2 separate regions of the Homo sapiens genome follow, and region 2 is linked to region 1. The links are chromatin loops, found by intact Hi-C in ENCODE. Cell type or tissue: MCF 10A. All regions are shown on one strand. Links, peaks and the distances in the headings refer to the core of each region. The heading gives the core; the rest is flanking DNA.

What was found. A loop is a pair of places that touch in the nucleus more often than their neighbours do. Peaks named below come from ENCODE experiments on the same cell type or tissue, not always from the same donor. Only the 100,000 strongest peaks of a DNase experiment are listed, where the experiment ranks them.
Region 2: a loop joins it to region 1, with 8 times the contacts of the local background. A loop is called at or near these places in 7 of 110 quality-filtered maps.

The regions. Positions count from the first base shown.
Region 1 is chr1:15,698,913-15,707,494 of GRCh38, forward strand. All of the region lies in intron 1 of PLEKHM2 (pleckstrin homology and RUN domain containing M2), which reads left to right. Among named protein-coding and RNA genes, the nearest start is that of PLEKHM2, 19 kb to the left of the region's middle. In MCF 10A, for the core only: no CTCF peak of the experiment used is centred there; a DNase peak (open chromatin) is centred at 4,879.
Region 2 is chr1:15,590,481-15,599,062 of GRCh38, forward strand. LOC124903854 (a long non-coding RNA gene) reads right to left here. Exons shown (of 3, transcript XR_007065483.1): 2 at 5,370-5,504. Among named protein-coding and RNA genes, the nearest start is that of AGMAT, 9.7 kb to the left of the region's middle. In MCF 10A, for the core only: a CTCF peak has its summit at 4,804 (motif pointing right); a DNase peak (open chromatin) is centred at 4,801.

The sequences.
Region 1 (8,582 bases), core at 127-8,126:
TATGCGGGGGTGATTTCTGGGCTTTCTTGCTCTATAATTCACTATAATTTGATTGCCATTGAGAATGAAATATTTTCTAGGCTATGGTGCAGTGGAACCTCAGGTGAAGGATTTTAAAATTAGGGGAGTAGGCTTGACGCAGTGGCTCATGCCTGTAATCCCAGGATTTTAGGAGGCCAAGGCAGGAGGATCACTTGAGCCCAGGAGTTTGAGACCAGCCTGGGCAATATAGTGAGACCCCATCTCTATTATTTTATTATTGTTATTATTATTTTATACTTTAATTTCTAGGGTACATGTGCACAATGTGCAGGTTTGTTACATAGGTGTGCAGGTTTGTTACATAGGTGTACATGTGCCATGTTGGTTTGCTGCACCCATTAACTCGTCATTTACATTAGGTATTTCTCCTAATGCTATGCCTCCCCCTGCCCCCCACCTCACGATGGGCCCCAGTGTGTGATGTTCCCCGCCCCGTGTCCAAGTGTTCTCATTGTTCAGTTCCCACCTATGAAGGAGAACATGCAGTGTTTGGTTTTCTGTCCTTGTGATAGTTTGCTCAGAATGATGGTTTCCAGCTGCATCCATATCCCTGCAAAGGACATGAACTCATCCTTTTTGATGGCTGCATAGTATTCCATGGTGTATATGTGCCACATTTTCTTAATCCAGTCTATCATTGATGGACATTTGGGTTGGTTCCAAGTATTTGCTATTGTGAATAGTGCCACAATAAACATATGTGTGCATGTGTCTTTACCACATCTCTATTATTAAAATAAATAAATAGGAGAGTGGGCCGGGTATGATGATAAGGTGGGAGGATCGCTTGAGCCCAGGAGTTCAAGACTGGCCTGGGCAATATAGTGAGACTCCATCTCTATTATTATATTACATAAATATATTAATCTAGGAGAGTAGGCTGGGCATGGTGGTGTGCGCCTATAGTCCCAGCTACATGGAAGGCTGAGGTGGAAGGATTGCTTGAGCCCAGGAGTTCGAGACTGTAGTGCACTATGATTGTGCCTGTGATGAGCCACTGCACTCCAGCTTGGGCAACATAGTGAGCCCCCATCTCAAAAAAAAAAAACAACAAAAATAAAATTAGCAGTGTACATCGGAAGCATTGCAGTTCCCTGGGGCTGGTGAAGCGGCAGGCACCCAGCAGCTGAAGCCTCTGTTGACATCTCATGTTGTCTAGGAGGGAAGCAACTGGGACATTCCTGATGTGGTCCCCTAAATCCTGCAGAGCCCCATCGCTGAAGCCCTGGGGATAGCCCATGGCCCCTGCTGCTCTGCCCTGCTCAGTTTTTTGTTTTGTTTTGTTTTTTTAATTTTATTTTTAGAGACAGGGTCTCGCTCTGTCACCCAGGCTCGGATGAGCACTTCTGGGGTGGTGGCAGCTGATGTCCTGACTGCTTTATCTCCAGGTGGGATGAAGCAGAAGGAGCTCCAGAAGTAGCTACCCCTGTGTGTGAGCACACCTGGCCAAGACTCTGCAGTACAGTAGTAGGACGCTGGCCAGAGCTAGGGTGTGCAGGAAGTGCCCCTGTCTCCCTGGGCTCCGGTCTCCCTGCCTATAAAATGAGGGTTGTGGCTAAGTGATTATTTTTCTGATTTTCATTACATTCAGTAGTCAGTTTCATTCACTGATAACTTCTCCCTCTCCCTCTCCTTAACTCCAACTCCCTTCACACACCCTTCTGCACAGGGCAGGACATTCTTACTGAATGGGAGGCCCCAGGAAACTCTGCTTCCTAACCAAATGGTTTCTAAGGGCTCTTCTGCTCTTCGATAATGAAATTCCTCAGCCCTGGCCAGCACCCAGCCTTGTCTTAGATCGCAGAGGAGAGTCTCTGCAGAAGTGCTGCTGGCAGTAGTGATTTATTCCTTGGATCACATGAAAATGGGGTGTTATTAGCTGGGCGCGGTGGCTCACGCCTGTAACCCCAGCACTTTGGGAGGCCGAGGCAGGTAGGTCATGAGGTCAGGAGTTCAAGACCATCCTGGCCAAGATGGTGAAAACCTGTCTCTACTAAAAATACAAAACAATTAGCCATGTTGGTGGTGGACGCCTGTAATCCCAGCTACTCAGGAGGCTGAGGCAGGAGAATCGCTCGAACCCAGGAGGCGGAGGTTGCAGTGAGCCGAGATCATGCCATTGCAATCCAGCCTGGGCAACAAGAGTGAAACTCTGTCTCAAAAAAAAAAAAAAAAGGGGGTGGGGGTATGTTATTAGCTGGGTGCGGTGGCTCACTCCTGTAATCCCAGCACTTGGTGAGGCCGAGGTAGGTGGATCACCTGAGGTCAGGAGTTTGAGACCAGCCTGACCAATATGGTGAAACCCCATCTCTACTAAAAATACAAAAAATTAGCTGGGCATGGTGGCAGGTGCCTGTAATCCCAACTACTCGAGAGGCTGAGGCAGGAGAATCGGCTGAACCTGGGAGGCGGAGGTTGCAGTGAGCCAAGATCGTGCCATTGCATTCCAGCCTGGGCAACAAGAGCACAACTCCATCTCAAAAAAAGAAAAAAGAAAAAAAAAAGGTATTATTAGTCTTAGGAAGCTTGGCTAAGACTTAAAATACCCCAGCTGGCCGGGCACGGTGGCTCACGCCTGTAATCCCAGCACTTTGGGAGGCCAAGACAGGTGGATCACGAGGTCAGGAGATCGTGACCATCCTGGCTAACACGGTGAAACCCAGTCTCTACTAAAAATACAAAAAAAATTAGCTGGACGTGGTGGCGGGCGCCTGTAGTCCCAGCTGCTTGGGAGGCTGAGGCAGGAGAATGGTGTGAACCCGGGAGGCGGAGCTTGCAGTGAGCCGAGATTGCGCCACTGCACTCCAGCCTGGGGAACACAGCGAGAATCCCTCTCAAAAAAGAAAAGAAAAAAGACCCCAGCCTGCCTGCCTCACTTGTTTGTTTATTTTCTGCTCCCTGTGTCTTTCTGAGGGGATGGATGTCGAGCACTGGCCCTTCCCTTACATTCACAAGAGGCTGCGCCTGAAGCTGCAGCAAACTGCTGATGCAAGCTCGGGGGGGTAGTCGTTATGGTGGCCTCCCTGAAGGGACATTCAGTAGTTGCAACCACATGGCCCTTCTCCAGCTGTCACTGATACGGACGGGTCGCCCAAAGGTAAATGACAGCAGGTAGCTTGAGCTCCACCTTTCCCCTGGGGATCTGCCTTGTAAGGGAGGAATGTCTGTGAGACCAGAGGGGCAGTTTGCCCAACCAGTGACCATGCTGTGAGTAGAATTCCCAGACGCAAGGTGGGCAGTGGCATGTCACTTTCCATGGGACGCGTCCTCACCCACCTTGTACCTACAGCATCGCCATGTGAGGGGCAGCCTCCAGGACTCAGTGGACCAAGAGGGCCCCTGCAGTGCAGTCTGGCTCGGAGGTTGAGATGAGCTTATTTAGCTGTGGCCATCGTGGATGTAATCCTTAAAGAGGTGATTGGAGGTGAGGTGGGTGGTAATCCACCCATTCTTCAGGTGGGTTTTTTTTTTCTTTTTTTGAGATGTAGCCTTGCTCTGTTGCCCAGACTGGAGTGCAGTGGCACAATCTCAGCTCACTGTAACCTCCGCCTCCCAGGTTCAAGCAATTCTTTTGCCTCAGCCTCCCAAGTAGCTGGGATTACAGGCATGTGCACCACCACGCCCAGCTAATTTTTGTATTTTTAGTAGAGATGGGGTTTCATCATATTGGTTAGGCTGGTCTCGAACTCCTGACCTCAAGTGATCTCTCCACCTTGACCTCCCAAAGTGCTGGGATTACAGGCATAAGCCACCGTGCCCAGCCTTTTTTTTTTTTTTTTTTTTCGAGGCAGGGTCTCACTCTGTTGCCCAGGCTGGAGTACAGAGGTGTGATCATGGCACATTGCAGCCTCCAGCTCCTGGGCTCAAGCAATCCTCCTGCCTTAGCCTTCCGAGTAACTGGGACTATAGGTATGCACCACCACGCCCAGCTAACTTTAAAAAAAAAAAAAGTTGCTAGAAACAGGGTCTTGCTATATTGCCCAGCTGGTCTCAAACTTCTGGCTTCAAGCAATACTCCCGCTGACTCAGCCTCCCAAAGTGCTGGAATTACAGGCGTGAGCCACAGCGCCCAGCCCTCAGGTGGGGTCTATTCTGTTTTTGGATTTCCACCTCCTAGACCTGTCCTGCTGAGGCTCTTCCAAACACTCTTGTGTAAATAACGTTTGGTCTCCATGGAGCCCACAGGGAGGCTGCTGTTACCTGGCGGCCTTCTCCCTGGGCATCACAGGAGAGTCGAACCTGCCAGGCCAGGCCGGGCCGGGCAAGGTTTCTTAGGTATCCTTAGGTCTGTGTCTGCGGTGGCTGAGCAGGGATGGGGCAGGCACAGCGGTGGAGCCCCACAGTGGCCAGGCAGTTAAACAGGCACGCTTACAGCCATCTGTCCAGCCTCTCCTGTTGTTGGAGCAGGCGTTTTTATCCTGCTCTGTAAATAGGGAAGTGTGACCCCTGCTCCCCTAGTATAACTTGCGAGTTGACAGCAGAGTTAGAATCCAGATCGCCCCTCTTTTGGGCTGGGCAGGGTTGCAGCCTCTTTTTGACCTTGTCTGACGAGGGAGAAAGGAAGGACGTCACTTGGAACTGTCTTATGTTCATTTGGCTGTTTATCGTCTTTCACAGCCACCTTTGAGTTAATTATTAGAGACCAATCTGGAAGGATTTCTTCGTATCAACCATAGTACTAGAAATTGTTTTGTGGGTGTATGAAGATCAGAGAGAGACGGGACAGAGAAGGCCGGGCTGTGGCAGCTCAGAGCAGAGAGTGGGACTCACCCTGATTAAAATTCTCTGAGTCAGGCATTTCTTGGCTTGTTGGAGTGTACCACCCACACTTCCCCGAAGCAGTCTTGTGACGCCCAGCCTTCCCAGAGCGCCTGGGAGCCCTGTGCTCCTGGCTTTGGGAGAGTCTGGGATGAGCTGAGCTAGCTTTTCCCGGCCCTGGTGCCTGAGCACAACCGAAAAATCAGCAGCAGGGACAGGAGAGCAGCTGAGCAGGTCTAGAGCGTGGTCTGGGAACATGCCTTTGAGACAGAGGCCTCAGAGTCCGTGGACCTTAGGGAACCACCATGTTTAAAAATTTACCTTAAATCTGAATCTCTCTCTTCATTCTCAGCTGACCTTGCTTACTTTTGAATTTTCTTCTGATGACAACTTTTTCATCCTCCCACCATGGAGCATACTGGCCCACCTGCTTGTGGACTCTCCTTTGTGGCCAGAGGGGTCCCATCCTGTCTTTCCTGGGCAAGGACTTTATTTCTTTACTCTACCCTGTTTTTCCTGCCACTCTTTTGGCAAAACCGGTCAAAGGGATTTTCTGTATTTACTGTCTCTTCCTCCACTCCCTCCGTCCCTCCCTCCCTCCCTTCCTCCCTTCCTTTCTTCCTCTTCCTCTCTGTTCTTCCACTTCCCTCACCCCCTCTTCTGACCCAAAATAGGCAGAATGGCATACCGAAGCCCCATGTTCAGCTCGTATCATCACCGGACAGTCTATACCACCAGCCCTCTATTATTTTGAAACAGATTTCCAGACATCCATAAATATTTCAGTACGTATTGTTAAAAAATGAGGATTCTTTTCTCACATGACCCAATATTACAAAAAATTCACAATAACTTTTCCTCAATATCATCAAATATTTGCTGTTTCAAGTTCCAGCTGCCTCATCACTGTCATGTTTAAATGCCTCATTTGCTGATGCGGGATCCACACAAGCTCCTGCCCTCCGTGATGAGTGCCCATCAGGCTGCTGCCCCCGCCCCTGCGCCCATGTGCTTTCCTCATGGTCCCAGCACCTCCCTTTTAGGCCCCTGCTGCCATGACCCTGGCGACTGACCACACCTGCCCTTGGGAAACTTTCCTCACTGGGCTTCTGGAGCACATACTGCCCACGTTTTCTGCCCACCTCGCTGGCTGTGCCTTCGTGGTCTAAGACAGTGATCCTCAGCCCGGGCCAGGCATCAGGATTACCTGGAGTGTTACAGTGCTGCTTCTTGTGCCCTGACTCCAGAGTTTCTGATGTCATTGGTCTGGAAAGGGGCCCGGGCATTGTTGGGCTGCGTGGGTGAGGACCCCTGGTCTAACGCAGCCCTGGCGGCTCAGTACTCAGACGCTCCTCCTGCTGCACACTCACGGCTTTCAGTGGCTGGCGGCACCCCCCCTGCCCCTGAACCTCAGATCCATTTCCACAGCTGTGTCCTTGATGTCTCCACGTAGATATCTTTTTTTTTTTTTTTTTTTTTTTTTTTGAGATGGGGTCTCACTCTATCACCTAGTTGGAGTGCAGTGGTGCAATCTTGGCTCACTGCAACCTCTACCTCCCAGACTCAAGCGATTCTCCTACTTCAGCCTCCTGAGTAGCTGGGACTACAAGTGTATCGTGCCATCATGTCCGACTAATTTTTTGTATTTTTGCTGAGGTAGGGTTTTGCCATGTTGCCCAGGCTTGTCTCCAACTCCTGAGCTCAGACGATCCACTCACCTCGGCCTCCCAAAGCGCTGGGATTATAGGCGTGAGCCACTGTGCCCGGCCTCCACATAGATGTCGGATAGGTGTTCTGAACTTATGCCAGAGCTGAACTCCACCTGATCCAGAAACGGCTGCCGTCCACCTGCTCAGACCATACCTCAGAACTGTTGCTGGCTCCTCCTTTTCCCTCATGCCCCACATTTAATCCATCGCTAAATCTCTGCGGCTCTGCCTTCAGACCCTGCATCTGACCCCTTCTCCTGTCCTCTACACTGTAGCCAGCTCCCAGCCCCCATTTTCCCATTGTCGGGGCTGCTAGCCTCCTAACCAGCCTCTGCCTCCACCCTGGCCTTTCACAGTCTGTCTACTCACCATACAGAAACTATGGCAAGGCCGGATCTGGTGGCTCACGCCTGTAATCCCAGCACTTTGGGAGGCCGAGGTGGGTGGATTGCTTGACCCAGGAGTTCAAGACCAATCTGGGCAACATGATGAGACCCCATCTCTACAAAACAGAAAAACTAGCCTGCTGTGGTGTCGCACACCTGCAGTCCCAGCTACTCGGGAGGTTGAAGTGGGAGGATCGATTGAGGCAGAGGCTGCAGTGAGCCAAGATCGCGCCATTGCACTCCAGCCTGGGTGACAGAGCAAGACCCTGTCTCAAAAAACAAGCAAGAAGCTATAGCAGCTTTGTAATAGTGACATCGAGTTATGTACTTTCCTGTTCTCACCTGCCAACAGCTTCCCATCAAACTGGTAATGAAACGCAAAGCCCCTCGCACGGCCTGTGTGGCTGTGCATGATCCGGCCCTCAGCTGCCTTCTTGACCTCATCTCATGCTGCTCACCCCTCACTCCCTGAGCTCCAGCCACACCAGGCTCCTCACTGTTGCCCCTGCTGTTCCTCTAACCGGAATACTTTCCCCCCGGATGCCACAATAGCCATTTCCTCAGGGAGATCTTCTTGGCTCCTTATTTGTTTGTTTGTTTTTATTATTATTTTTTGAGTTGGAGTTTTGCTCTTGTTGCCCAGGCTGGAGTGCAGTGGCACGATCTCGGCTCACTGCAACCTCTGCCTCCCAGGTTCAAATGATTCTCCTGCCTCAGCCTCCCGAGTAGCTGGGATTACAGGTGTGCGCCACCATGCCTGGCTAATTTTTTGTATTTTAAATAGAGACGGGGTTTCACCACGTTGGTCAGGCTGGTCTCGAACTCCTAACCTCAGGTGATCCACCTGCCTCAGCCTCCCAAAGTGCTGGCATTACAGGCGTGAGCCACTGTGCCCGGCTTTTGTATTTATTTTTTTCCCTCTGGGGGCTCCGTATTTATAACAGATTTCCACACCCTGCTTCATTTTTTTCATAGCACTTACTACTCCCTGATGCCGTATTATACATTTGCACTAATTTATCTCTGCCACCGTGTCTGATATGTACATAGCAGGTGCTCAGTAACTGTGTGTTGAAATATGTGACCCTTCACGGCTTGAGCCTTCCCTTCTGGCCACTGCTGAACTGAGCTTTGAGCAAGAGGCAGCTCCTCAGCCGAGCCTATCACAAGTGTGCATTCCTTGCCACCTCTGCTGCAGGCTCCAGACCGAGGGCCAGCATGCTTCTTCTGTAAAGAGCCAGGTGCTAAATAGTTCAGGCTGTACAGGCCATGCGGTCTCTGAGACAAACTCCGTCTCAAAAAAAAAAAAGAGTGCTTAAAGTGTAGGCTTTGGGCTGGGCACCATGGCTTATACCTGTAATCCCTAGAATTTGAGAGGCTAAGGCAGGAGGATCACTTGAGCTCAGGAGTTTAAGACCAGCCTAGACAACATAGCAAAACTCCATCTCTACAAAAAAAATACAAAAAAAAAAAAAATTAGCCAGGTGTGGTGGTACATACCTGTAGTCTCAGCTATTTGGGAGGCTGAGCTGGGAGGATCACCTGAGCCCGGTAGGTTGAGGCTGCAGTGAGCATTACTGCACTCTAGCCTGGGCAACAAAGTGAGACCTGTTTCTAAAAACACTGCTCCACTTGCCGTCATAGCACAAAAGCAGCCACAGGTGACACGTGAGCCGATGGGAGTGGC
Region 2 (8,582 bases), core at 215-8,214, 110 kb before region 1:
TTGCACTCCAGCCTGGGTGACAGAGCGAGACTCCGACTCAAAAAAATAAAAATAAAAATAAATAAATAAAAATCTGGCCAGGTGCGGTGGCTCACACCTGTAATCCCAGCACTTTGTGAGGCCAAGGCAGGCGGATCACAAGGTCAGGAGTTTGAGACCAACCTTACCAACATGGTGAAATGCTGTCTCTGCTAAAAATACAAAAATTAGCCGGGCATGGTGGTGCACGCCTGTAATCCCACCTACTCAGGAGGCTGAGGCAGGAGAATCACTTGAACCCAGGAGGTGGAGGTTGTAGTGAGACGAGATCGCACCACTGCACTCCAGCCTGGGTGACAGAGTGAGACTCTGTCTCAAAAAAAAAATTAAATAAAATAAAAAATAAAAATCCATTCATGTTATCACAAGAAATTTCAATTGTACATTTGTTAATGAAAGAAAAGACAATTTCAACTTCTGTAAATTTTTGAATTTAACATTTATTTTAGGATTTGTATTACCTCCTTGAGCTCAAGGGTATCAAGAATTTGAAGAGATCATTCTTTAAAAGTTCTGATTATTATTCCATGTAGCAAATACGCAAATATCAAGCATAAAACTTGATATTGGTCCAGGCACGGTGGCTCACGCCTATAATCCTAGCACTTTGGGAGGCCAAGGCAGGCAGATTACCTGAGGTTAGGAGTTCAAGACCAGCCTGGCTAACATGGTGAAACCCCGTCTCTACTAAAAATACAAAAAATTGGCCAGGCACGGTGGCTCATGCCTGTAATCCTAGCACTTTGGGAGGCCAAGGCGGGCAGATTACCTGAGGTTAGGAGTTCAAGACCAGTCTGACCAACATGGAGAAATCCTGTCTCTACCAAAAATACAAAATTAGCTGGGCGTGGTGGCACATGCCTGTAATCCCAGCTACTAGGGAGGCTGAGGCAGGAGAATCGCTTGAACCTGGGAAGTGGAGGTTGCAGTGAACTGAGATTGCACTATTGCACTCCAGCCTGGGCAACAAGAGTAAAACTCTGTCTCAAAAAAAAAAAAAAAATTTAGCCAGGTGCAGTGGCACACACCTGTAATCCCAGCTACTCGGGAGGCTAAGGCAGGAGAATCGCTTGAACTCCGGAGGCAGAAGTTGCAGTGAGCTGACATCGCGCCACTGCACTGCAGCCTGGGTGACAGAGCAAGACTCTGTCTCAAAAAAACAAAACAAAACAAAACAAAACCTGATATTAAACAGCTACCTTCACAGAAAAGCTAAAACTTGGCCAGGTACAGTGACTCATGACTATAATCCCAGCACTTTGGGAGACCAAGGAGGGAGGACCTGTTTGAACCCAGGAGTGCAAGACCAGCCTGGTCAACACAGCGAGATGTGAGACGCCATCTCTTTTTTTTTTTTTTTTTTGTTTGATACAGTCTTGCTCTGTCGCCCAGGCTGGAGGTCAGTGGTGCGATCTTGGCTCACTTCTACCTCCGCCTCCCGAGTTAAAGTGATTCTCCTGCCTCAGCCTCCTGAGTAGCTGGGACTATAAGCATGCGCCACCATGCCTGGCTAATTTTTGTATTTATTATTTATTTGTATTTATTTGTATTAATTTTTGTATTATATTAGCTCAATATTTAATGCTTTCCCTAATAATTTGATTTTTTTCCAAATCATAATTATACAATATGTAGAAAACATCAATTTTTTTCACCAAATCTGATAGGGATCCAAACTCCCCCCAGTTAACTTCAGTGAGAGATATAAATTGTATCATTTTCTATGTATGCCATGACAGGAAGAAGGTTGAGAAGTACCCATCTAGTAAACTATAATTTCCAATATCTACTTCAACCTTTTGGGTGTCCTCCAAGGGCAGTACCTTGTAAAACACAAGGAATAAATGTTTTGTGAGTGAATGAATGATTGAACAGATCTTCTAGAACTGTGAAAAGCAGCTCTGGGGTGATGAGTATCTCAGTCAACAAAACTGACAGCCTGAGTGTGGGGAAAACACCGTGTGCATTTCAGCTGTCTGCATGGATTGATTCCATTTGGCCTGCTGAATGGTGAGGTAAGGGCTCTGCAGAAGGTGTCAACGCTGAACTTGTCTGTGCTTGCGGAAGCTCAGAAATGATCCTGCCGCAACTCCAGCCTCCCCAGGCTGCCTGGCTGGGGGCTTTCTGTGACACTCATTCGCCTTGCTACAACCTCAACACTCATCTTCACCTTCTTTGTCCCCTAGCCCTAAATAAAAATATATTGTTTAGCATGTTCAGAATGCTTTCATCTGTTAAAGGAAAAAATTTCCTGGCCGGGCGCGGTGGCTCACGCCTGTAATCCCAGCACTTTGGGAGGCCGAGGTGGGCAGATCATCTGAGGTCAGGAGTTGGAGACCAGCCTGGCCAACATGGAGAAACTCTGCCTCTACTAAAAATATAAAAATTAGCCAGGTGTGGTGGCGTGTGCATGTAATTACTCCCAGCTACTCAGGAGGCTGAGGCAGGAGAATTGCTTGAATCCAGGAGGCGGAAGTTGCCGTGAGCTAAGATGGCGCCACTGTACTCCAGCCTGGGTGACAGGGTAAGACTCTGTCTCAAAAAAAAAAAAAGAAAAGAAAAAGAATAAGAAAAAGAAAAAAATTAGCCTGGGCAACATAGTGAGACCCTGTCTCTAAAAAAAAAATATATTTTTTTTTAATTAGCTGGGCACAGTGGCGCACACCTATAGTCCAGCTACTCAGGAGGCTGAGGTAGGAGGATTGCTGGATCCCAGGAGGTGGAGACTGCAGTGAGCTGTGTTTGCACCACTGCACTGCAGCCTGAACAACAAATCGAGACCCTGACAAAAAAAAAAAAAAGATAAAAGTATCTAATGATCCTTGTTAAAGCATGGTAAGGAAAAATATTCAGGACCCTTGAGATAGGTATAGTGACCACTGCAATGGAATCTTGTAGTTGAGGAGAGCGACTGGACTCTCAACCCAATATAGTGTGAAAGGAAAAGAAAATCCCGGGACCCCAGACTCACTATGCCAAAGGAAAAAGTTAAGCTTGGGAACTGAGTATGTAAAACATTGCACTTTTTTTGGTTCCTAAACAGGTAGCTGCAAGACAGAGGCCACATATCTCCCCAGGTGACCTCCCTCATCCTGACAATGTAAATTAACAGCTTATTTTCACAAGTAAGGGACAAAGATAAGACTGGGGATCATTCCCCCGACCCCCACCTCCGCCAACCTGGAGACAAACGCATATTTGACTTCTTCCTCTACTCTATGTTTAGGTTATTTAATGTAAAATGTGGATTTTCTGAATAATTTTATGAACAATTGACTGTCCTCTTTCCCCTCCTGCCCAATTTTCCCGTTTAAATACTGAAGTTCTCAAAATCCTCTTGGGAAAGAGCGCAGGCCACAGATACCACTGTAGCTTGTGTCTTTCCCAGACACATCCTCAACCTTGGCAAAATAAACTTGTCTGAGACCTGTCTCAGACATTATTTGGTTTACAACGGCATGGCAAGTGGGAATTTATAGCCAAAAAGCCAGGTGGGGTGCTAAAGTTTGGCCAAGCAAAGAATCTTTGTGGCCTGGCACGGTGGCTCACGCCTGTAGTCTGAGCACTTTGGGAGGCTGAGGCGGGTGGATCACTTGAGGTCAGGAGCTCGAGACCAGCCTGGCCAACATGGTGAAACACTGTCTCTACTAAAAATACAAAAATTAGCTGGGCATGGCGGTAGGCGCCTGTAATCCCAGCTACTCCGGAGGCTGAGGCAGGAGAATTGCTTGAACCTGGGAGGTGGAGGTTGCAGCGAGCTGAGGTCACACCACTGCACTCCAGCCTGGCCAACAGATCGAGACTCTAACTCAAAAAAAAAAAAAAAATCTTTGTGACATTAAAGCTTGTCAAAATCCCCAGTATTCTATTCACTTTGCCTATAAAGTTACACACTTATCAGCTGGGCACGGTGGCTCAAGCCTGTAATCCCAGCACTTTGGGAGGCCGAGTTGGGCCAATCCTTTGAGGTCAGGAGTTTGAGACCAGCATGGCCAACATGGTGAAACCCTGCCTCTACTAAAAATACAAAAAATTAGCTGGGTGTGGTGGTGCATGCCTGTAGTCCCAGCTATTTGGGGGGCTGAGGCAGGAGAATTGCTTGAACCTAGGAGGTGGAAGTTGCAGTGAGCCAACATTTCGCCACTGCACTCTAGCTGGGTGACAGGGTGAGACTCCCTCTCAAAAAAAAAAAAAAAAAAAAGCCAGGCACAGTGGCTCACGCCTGTAATCCCAGCACTTTGAAGGCCAAGGCGGGTGGATCATTTAAGGTCAGGAGTTCGAGACCAGTCTGGCCAACATGGTGAAACCCCCATCAATACTAAAAATAGAAAAATTAGCCCAGTGGGGTGGTGTGCACCTGTAATCCCAGCACTTTGGGAGGCCAAGACAGGCAGATCTCTTGAGGCCAGGAGTTTGAGACCATCCTGGTCAACATGGCGAAACCCGTCTTTACTTAAAAAAAAAAAAAAAAAAAATTAGCTGGGCGTGGTGGTACATGCCTGTAATCCCAGCTACTGGAGAGGCTGAGGCACAAGAATGGCTTGAACCAGGGAGGCAGACGTTGCAGTGAGCCGAGATGGTGCCACTGCACTCCAGCCTGGGCAACAGAGTGAGGCTCCATCTCAAAAAATAATAAAATAAAATAAAATATAAAATAAAATAAAATAAGCCTCCTATGGGCAGGAGAGAGGAAGGGGAGAGCATGAATTTATCTCAGAGACCCACCCAGTGAGGCTGAATGTTATGCAGTTTCAGAATCAAGCCAGGAGAGGGCACAGAAAACTTCTACTTGATGATCTAACAAAGGAAAAAAGATAATTCAGGAAATGGACAGAGTTCTCCTTCAATTAGTCAGGTGACACAGTTTATGTCACCTCCTAAATCACTGGAAAAAAATTTAGTCAATGTAATTTCATCCTGAAATCTCAACAGTTTTATTATACAATGGGTATCATAATGTCATCTGTGTACCATTTAATTTTTTTTTTTTTTGAGACGGAGTATCACTCTGTCACTCAGGCTGGAGTGCAGTGGTGCAATCTCAGCTCACTGCAACCTCTGCCTCCCAGGTTCAAGCGATTCTCCTGCCTCAGCCTCCTGAGTAGCTGGGATTACAGGCATCCGCGATCATGCCTGGCTAATTTTTGTATTTTTAGTAGAGACGGGGTTTCACATGTTGGTCAGGTTGGTCTCGAACTGCTGACCTCGTGATCCACCCGCCTCGACCTCCCAAAGTGCTGAGATTACAGGCATGAGCCACCGCCCCCGGCCCTCATTTAATTTTTTATTGAAGAAAATATTCAGATTTCTTTCAAGCCCCAGCCAGTCACCTATGCATTCTTTTAGATGGCATTTCGCTTTGCCCAAGGAGGTCAGCTGCTTCTGAGTAGTCCTTCTTCCTCTGCAAAGTAGGGACTATAACCTTTCCTGACTTTCCAGTGATGATGTTCACCATCAACCTGGTCCTTAGAGAGGAAGGAAGCATTAGACAAATGCAAGAGCTAATTATTAATTATGAACTATATGCTCTGGGTACATAGATCTGACTCAAGTTATTAGTAAGAATGAATACTTGATAATTGATGATTAACAGGACTGTAGCTTAAAACCAAGGTTCTAAAGTGCACAAAGGTCAAGGACATGTAGAAAAATGCTGTTTAGACAAATCCAAATATAAGCCAACTTGTGCTAGGCAATTAAACCCAGAAAAACATTATTAAGCACTTTTGGAAGGTAAGAATTAATGCTTGAAGTGCAGATATAGACATCTCATACAAATAAAGCATGTATGATACATTTCCTATAGTATAACATAAATGGTTTGATAAAGTATTTGTTCTCTTCTTTTTTTTTTAGAGACTGGGTCTCTAAAAAAAAAAAAAAAAAAAGCTCAATGATCAATCATTTCGTTACTCATGCTTATGTAATGAAACCTTCATCAAATCTTGATAGAATGGGGTTCAAGGAGCTTCCAGGTTGGTGAACATACGGAGCTGCGGGGAGGGTGGCGTGCCTGAGGAGGGCATGGAAGCTCCAGATCCCTTCCCATGTTCCTTGCCCTATGCAGCTCTTCCACTGGCTGTTCCTGTTATATTCTTTCATAATAAATGGCAATCTGGTTAGTAGACCGTTCTGAGTTCTGTGAGCTGTCCTAGCAGATGATCAAACCCAGAGAGGAGGGAATGGTGGGAACTTCTAATTTATAGCGAGTCTGCAAGAAGTACAGGTGACAACCTGGGACTGGCACCCAGTGTCTGAAGTGGGGGCAGTCTTAAGGGACTAAGCCTGTAACCTGGGGAATCTGATGCTATTTCCAGGTAGATAGTGTCAGGATTGAGATAAATCATAGGACACTGCTAAAGTTTGGATGTTTATTCCCTACAAATCTCATGCTGAGCGTTTATCCCCTAATGGCAGGGTGTGGGTCATGCGGGTAGATCCCTCATGAATAACCAATGCCTTGTTGCGGGGAAGGGGTCAGTGAGTTCTCACTCTTTTCCCTCCCACAAGAGCTGATTGCTAAAAATAGCCTGGCGCCTCCCCTGTCTCTCTCTCTCTTGCTGCGAGATCTCTGCACACACTGGCTCCATTTCACCATTTGCCATGAGTGGAAGCAGCCTGAAGCTTTCACCAGCTTCTCCATCTTCCAGCCAGCAGAATTGTTAGCCAAGTTAACTTCATTTTGTTGTTGTTTGTTCGTTTTTTGTTTGTTTGGTTTTTTTTTGGGATGGAGTCTCACTCTGTCCCCAGGCTGGAGTGCAGAGGCACGATCTCAGCTCACTGCAACCTCTGCCTCCGGGTTCAGGCAATTCTCCTGCCTCAGCCTCCCGAGTAGCTGGGATTACAGGTGCCCACCACCACACCCAGCTAATATTTTTGTATTTTTAGTAGAGATGGGGTTTCACCATATTGGCCAGGCTGGTCTCAAACTCCTGATGTCAGGTGATCCACCTGCCTTAGCCTCCCAAAGTGCTGGGACCATAGGCATGAGCCACCGCGCCAAGCCCTTAACTTCATTTTTTGATAAATTACCCAGCCTCAGGCATTCCATTATAGCAAGAGACTGACAGACACCCTCCTAAGGTCTGCAGAGAATTGTAGAATTTTTTGGTGTGAACCCCCACGCCCCACCACCACCACATTAGGAGCCAGTGGAGAAGGAAATGGAATCTTCCCTTTCGATCAAATAAGCCCCTTTTCTCTTGGAATTGCCCTTTGATTTTTCTCAGTGTTAGTCTTTCTTTTAAAATCTTTAATATTTTCCTGATTACACCTAATACATATGTATTGTACAAAGTATAAGTTGACCATAGTCTGCTCCTACTCCTGCTCAAGGTTGTTTGTTTGTTTTGTTTTGTTTTGTTTTGTTTGAGATGGAGTCTTGCTGTGTTGCCCTGCCTGGAGGGCAGTGGTGCAATCTTGGCTCACTGCAACCCTCCGCCTCCTGGATTCAAGCAATTCTTCTGCCTCAGCCTTCTGAGTAATTGGGATTACAGGTGCCCACCACCACAGCCAGCTAATTTTTGTATTTTTAGTAGAGAAGGGGTTTTGCCATGTTGGCCAGGCTGGTCTCGAACTCCTGGCCTCAAGTGATCTGCCCACCTCAGCATCCAAAAGTGCTGGGAAAAAAGTGTGGGGATTACAGGCACCTGGCCTCAAGGTTGTACTTTAATTCATATGAGACTTTGGAAAAAGTACAGGTTTCTCCTGTACAAATTGTTGGCAATGTGTCCTTTTTTCACCTTAAAATGCCTGGAAATCTTTCAGATAAGCTTTTTAAAAAAGCTTTTTTTTAGGTGTAATTTACATACCACAAAATTCACCCATTTTTAAGTGTACAAGTTAATGATTTTTCGTCCCCTTGTGCAACCATCACAACTCAGTTTTAGAACATTTCTATCACCCCCAAAAGTTCCTTCATGCCTATCAAAGCTTTTTAAAGGGTGCGTTTTTGTGGATAATTACAATCATGAGTAACAAGTCCCAGAAATGTCCATTTTGCCTGGCTTCCTTTTGCTGCCGGCAGGCAAAAAGAAAATTGCAAAAGCCCATCAACAAATGTTGGAAGAAAACACCATAAGCTGATCAACAGCTGTCTGCTAAAAATAGTTTATTCATGCTCTCCAGCTTTTAGTGAATGTCAGCCAAGTGCCAGGCATTGGTTAAGTCTGTTAGGGATATCAAGACAGGATAATAGCTTCCCCTGGAAGTAATTGGATATGAGTTCAATAGTATACAACCTCACTTAAAACAGTTTCCATATTCAATGGTTTGGGGTGGTAAAAGTGTGCCAGGTGGGTGTGATATTTGGACTTCCACTTCCAGAACTGAAGATAAACAGGGGCTAGATTTACTTTCCCACATAAACAACCAAAATACGGATCCCCAAAATGTAACAAATGGTCTTTAAGACACCGGATATCACGCAACAAAGGACAGAAATCCCTGAAAAAAGTACAAATGGCTGGGCGCGGTGGCTCACGCCGGTAATCCCAGCACTTTCGGAGCCCGAGGCGGGCGGATCACGAGGACAGGAGTCCGAG